2 separate regions of the Homo sapiens genome follow, and region 1 is linked to region 2. The links are chromatin loops, found by intact Hi-C in ENCODE. Cell type or tissue: heart left ventricle. All regions are shown on one strand. Links, peaks and the distances in the headings refer to the core of each region. The heading gives the core; the rest is flanking DNA.

What was found. A loop is a pair of places that touch in the nucleus more often than their neighbours do. Peaks named below come from ENCODE experiments on the same cell type or tissue, not always from the same donor. Only the 100,000 strongest peaks of a DNase experiment are listed, where the experiment ranks them.
Region 1: it touches region 2 in a loop (4-fold over the local background); 15 of 110 quality-filtered maps call a loop at or near these places.

Annotation. Positions count from the first base shown.
Region 1 is chr12:95,065,811-95,068,734 of GRCh38, reverse strand. It overlaps NR2C1 (nuclear receptor subfamily 2 group C member 1), which reads left to right. Exons shown (of 14, transcript NM_003297.4): 2 at 1,344-1,404. The coding sequence starts at 1,351. Among named protein-coding and RNA genes, the nearest start is that of NR2C1, 6.3 kb to the left of the region's middle. In heart left ventricle, for the core only: no CTCF peak of the experiment used is centred there; no DNase peak of the experiment used is centred there; H3K27ac peaks cover 276 bases.
Region 2 is chr12:95,011,074-95,013,997 of GRCh38, reverse strand. No RefSeq gene overlaps it. Among named protein-coding and RNA genes, the nearest start is that of NDUFA12, 8.8 kb to the right of the region's middle. In heart left ventricle, for the core only: no CTCF peak of the experiment used is centred there; no DNase peak of the experiment used is centred there.

The sequences.
Region 1 (2,924 bases), core at 118-2,617, 55 kb before region 2:
GCAACCTCCGCCTCCCAGGTTCAAGTAATTCTACTGCCTCAGCCTCCTGAGTAGCTGGGATTACAGGCATGTACCACCACACCTGGCTAATTTTGTATTTTTAGTAGAGATGGCGTTTCACCATGTTGGCCAGGCTAGTCTCAAACTCCTGATCTCCGGTAATCAGCCCACCTTGGCCTCCCATAGTGCTAGGAATACAGATGTGAGCCACCGGGGCCGGTCCAAGTGTAGATTTTCTTGTCTTTAGGCAGCATTTTAAAGTTTTATTTGCCTACCTAGATCTTGCATGTTCCTTATTGGGTTTATGCCTGAGTGTTATGGGCTGAATTCGGTTCTCCCACAAAATCATATGAATCCCAAATTCCTATGGTGATGTCCTGACCACCAGTACCTCAGAATTGAGTATATTGGAGATAAGGCCTTAAAAGAGATAATTGAGTTAAAATTAGTTCATTAGAGTGTACCGTAATCCAAAATAACTGATGTCCTTCTATGAAGAGGACACAGACACTCAGAGGGAAGACCGTATAAACATATAAAGATACATGGAGGGCTGGGGCCGGGTGCAGTGGCTCACGCCTGTAATCCCAGCACTTTGGGAGGCCGAGGCAGGCAGATCACGAGGTCAGGAGATCAAGGCCATCCTGGCTAACACAGTGAAACCCTGTCTCTACTAAAAATACAAAAAAATTAGCTGGCGTGGTGGCAGGTGCCTAGTCCCAGCTACTTGGGAGGCTGAGGCAGGAGAATGGCATGAACCCAGGAAGTGGAGCTTGCAGTGAGCCAAGATCATGCCACTGCACTCCAACCTGGGTGACAGAGCAAGACTCCATCTCAAAAAAAAAAAAAAAAAAAAGATACATGGAGGGGTGGGCATGGTGGCTTATGCTGATAATTCCAATACCAACACTTGGGAGGTCGAGACAGGAAGATTGCTTGAGCCCAGGAGTTTGAGGCCAGCCTGGGCAACACAGTGAGACCCCATCTGTACAAAAAATAAAAAATTAGCCAGGTGTGGTGGTGTATACCTGTAGTTCCAGCTACTCAGGAGGCTGAGGTGGGAGGATCACTTGAGCCCAGGAGGTTGAGACTGCAGTGAGCCGTGATGGTGCCCCCTACACTCCAGCCTGGGTGGGCCTTGTTTTAAAAAAAAAAAAAATAAAAAAGACACATGGAAAAGGCAACCCATGAATGGAAAAAAGAAACTTCAGAAAAAGCCAACCCTCCCACCTTAACTAGATTATTTTGAAGCAAATCTTAAATATCATATAGTTTTATTTGTAAATTATTTAATAAGAGTGTTTTGTGAGTTTAATTATAAAACATCTTTTTATTTTTGGCAGGTAGATCATGGCAACCATAGAAGAAATTGCACATCAAATTATTGAACAACAGATGGGAGAGGTATGTCTAGTTTACGGTTGATGCACTGGCCCACCAAACTTTTCTAATTCCTACTAAATGCATATACCAGGTTCTGGAGTTCCAGAAATAAAAGATATTCCCTAACTTAAGATAGCTTTTCAAGCTACTGAGAGATAGTTGAATAATCAGACAATTCATAGTAGAATGTGGTAAGTTCTGTGACAGGTCATTGTATCAGGTGCAATGGGAGCACAGAAGAAAATTGAAAGGAATGAAGGGAAGGAAGGAAGGAAAGAAATTAAAGAGCTGTAGAGTGAGTAGGAATGCTTTTGAGGGAATTCTTTTTAGAGGGTACAATCTGAGCCTAGTTTTGGTGGGATCAGTAGGAGTTCAGCATCAATACTGACATCTTCATTTTTTTAAATGGTTGTGTCCTATTACTTAGTAAGAGATACCACATAATTTGGAAGTTCTCAAAGTATTATCTGGGGACACTTCAGAGAATCAACCAGGTGAAGACCATTTTTATAATAATACTGAAATGTTATTTGCCTTTTCAGTATTGTTCTCTCCCAGGTATACAATGGAATTTTCTACAGACTGTGTGACATGTGATGATACTATATGATGAAATGTGTCAGCATTTATAAGGTGTACATAACTCAATGAATCATTGCTTTCCGGATGACCAGTGTATAATGTTACAAAATTATGCATGAGTGAAGGATCCATTTAAATTGCAGGATAGACCAACAGATTTTAATATAGTTTATGACTCTACATTGCTGCTAACCTTTGAAAAGCTGCCACTTGTTGAGTTGATGTAGTGTCGAACAACTTTCACAGTTTGAAAAGGGTATTAAAATATCCTTCCCCTTTTCAACCAATAAATACGAAGCTGAATTTTCTTTAACATATATACATATATGTATGTATGTATATGTATATATATGGTGAAGAAATAGGTTTCCGGCTGATTTTTTGTGGCCATTTTTTGTGCTCACGTGCCTGGCTGATGTTTTATATATTTTGTAGCAACAGGGTTTTGTCATGTTGCCCAGGCTGGTCTGGAGCTCCTGGGCTCAAGCAGTTCACTGGCCTTGGCCTTCCAAAGCGCTGGGATTACAGGCGTGAGGTGCTGTGCCCAGCCTTGTTATAACCAAAACAACATAGTCTAACAGATTAAATAAAGAAACAGATATGAGATTCCAACTTCTGTTAAACTAGATATTAAAGCAATTTGTAGAAATGTAAAACAAAGCCACTCTCTGCACTACATTTTTGTTTGTTTGGAAAATAAACTTTTTAGTCATTAAGAAATAGGTTATAATGGGTACAAAAAAATAGGATGAATGAATTAGACCTAGTATTTGATAGCACAACAGAGGGACTATAGTCAATAATTTTTTTTTTTTTTTTTGAGACAAAGTCTCGCTCTGTTGTCCAGGCTGGAGTGTAGTGGCGCTGTCTTGGCTCACTGCAACCTCCGCCTCCCTGGTTCAATGGATTCTCCTGCCTCAGCCTCCTGAGTAGCTGGGATTACAGGTGCCTGCCACCAC
Region 2 (2,924 bases), core at 296-2,795:
AAGAGGGAAAATGATCAAAATGGATGAGCTAAATTGAAGCTAAGATCATTGAAGAAAGAATTAAGGCTTCTGGCAATGTTTGTTCACATGAACATGTCGGTATTATCCAACTGAATTCTGTGTGTCTCTTTAACTTTAGTTGTTCTATAATAATGTTGATACCAAGTTAATGACAAAAAAAATCAGAACAGGATACTATGAAAAAGAAGAGAGACTGGCCAGGCACAATGGCTCACACCTGTAATCCTAACACTTTGGGAGGCTGAGGCAGGCGGATCACGAGGTCAGGAGTTCAAGACCAGCCTGACCAACATGGTGAAACCCTGTCTCTATTAAAAATACAAAAACTAGCTGAGTGTGGTGGCGCACGCCTGTAGTCCTAGCTACTTGGGAGGCTGAGGCAGGAGAATCGCTTGAACCTGGGAGGTGGAGTTGCAGCGAGCCGAGATCACGCCACTGCACTCCAGCCTGGGCAACAGAGTGAGACTCTGTCTCAAAAAAAAAAAAGGAAGAGAGATTAAAGAAAGAGTTCTTTCTTTCTTTCTTTTTTAAGCATTCTTTAAACTAAAAATCATGTTGAAAAAATCTATCAGGACTGATGGACTGGACCTAGACAAGGAACAAATTAGTGAACTGGTACATAAATGCAAAGAAATGGTTCAGAATGTAAAGCACAAAGATGAAAATGGAAAATATGCAGAAAAAACAAAATATTCAGGTAACGTTAAAAAGATAATAGGGGATCAATCCAGAAGGGTCAATGTTCACCTAATACCCAGATTTCGGAAAGAAGTAACAGAAAATGTAGGGGAAAAATTATTTAAAACAATTTCTACTGCTAAAAATGTCACATCTCCAAATTCAAAGATGATGCTGAATTCCAACAAACATCAACTACAAAAGCCCTAGATAAATCTTCATGAAATTTCAGAACTTTAAAGACAAATAGAAAAATCTGAAAAACTTCAAAAGATTGAAAAACAGGTTTTTAACAAATGAATTTGTATCAGATTGGCAGCAGGATTCTCATCAACTATGTTAGAGGTTTTGGGGTTTTGTTTGAGACAGGGTCTCACTCTGACACCCAGGCTGGAGTGCAGTGGCCACGATCATAGCTCACTGCAGCCTCTAACTCCTGGGCTGTAGCAATCCTCCTGCCTCAGCCTCCCAAGTGGCTGGGACTATGGGCATGCACCACCACACCCAGCTAAATGTTAGATATTAGAGGGCAATGGAGGAATGCTTTCAGAGTTCTGTGAGGAAACTATTTTGAACCTAGGGTTTTATGACCAAGTAAAGGATCAATCGAGGGAAATGTTATCTCCTACATGCATTTTTGAAAAAAGTCTCAAAAATGTGCTCTACCAAAACAAACAAAAAAAACAAGCAACCCTAAATGAGAGAATTCTAAGAAAGAAAAATATGCAGGATCCAAGATAAAATAAGACTCATTTATTCAGAAACACAATGAAAAGAAATCCCAGAATGATCATCCATTCATGAATGAGGCCTAAAGACAACTGATCAAAATTAGAACAGGAAGTCAGAATGTTCTGTGAAAAATCTGCTCAAGAAGACATATGTCTCTATTGTTATTTAGAAGTAATTTATCAAACTAACCTTTATTGAGTACTTATGATACACCAGGCACTGTGTTTTTTATGTACCTTATTTAATGCCTACAGTGATCTCATGAGATGGGTAATATTATTAACCCCATTTTACAAATGAGTAAACTAAGGTGTAAGCAACTTGCTCAATATAGCTAATTAGTGATTGATAGGGTTTGGCTGTGTCCCCACCCAAATCTCATCTTGAATTGTAATCCTATAATCCCCACATGTTGTGGAAAGGATGCTTTAATTATGGGAGCAATTACCCTCATGTTGTTCTCATGATAGTGGGTGAGTTATCATGAGATCTGATGGTTTTATAAGGGGCTTTTCTCCCTTTCCCTCTGCACTTCTCGTTTCTGCCACCATGAGAAGAGGGATGTTTTTGCTTCCCCTTCTACCCTGATTGTAAGTTTCCTGAGGCCTCCCCAGCCATGCTGAACTGTGAGTCAATTAAACCTCTTGCTTTTATAAATTACCCAGTATCAGGTATGCCTTTATTAGCAGTGTGAGAGGGTACTAATACAGTGATAGAGTTGAGATTTAAGCAACCATAAGCCCTGGAGTAGAGCTCCCCAGAAGAAAGGCTGATTGCAGGTCCGGGTAGGAAATATGTAAGATGAGCTGGGAACATCTTGTCACACCAAAAATAAAATAATGATAATAAAACTATCAAAGATGACTAGATTGTGTCTCAGAAACTCAGGAACCAACCTGAAGAGGTCTCTACTAACCAAAGATAAAACAATTTGGTAATTGATTAGAATAATAACTGCAATGGGTTGAAACATATCAAACATTTAAATCTATAAGTACATATTGTACTTTAAAAATGCTAGAGACACCAGGTGCAGTGGCATGTGCCTATAATCCCAGCTACTTGGGAGGCTAGGATGGGAGGATCACTTGAGCCCAGGAGCATGTGACCAGCCTGGGCAACATATTAAAACCCCGCCTCAGTTTGAAAAAAAAAAAAAAAAAAAAAAACCTAGGGACAACATAACCATAAAGAAAATACCTATAAAAGATACACAAAAGAAAATGAAAAAGGAATGGCAAATTGCTACCAAAAAACCAATGAAACACAGGGAAGGTGGCAAGAGAGGAGAGAGAGACACAACAGCAAAAAATACAGAAAACAATTAACAAAATGCCAGTAGTAAATCCTTCCCTATCAGTAATTACTTTAAATGTACAAGAATTAAACTCCCCAGTCAAAAGACAGGGTAGCTAAATGGACCAAAAAAAAAAAAAAAAAAAAAACCCACCAGAATCTTAACTATATGCTCTCTATAAGAGATTTACATAGGG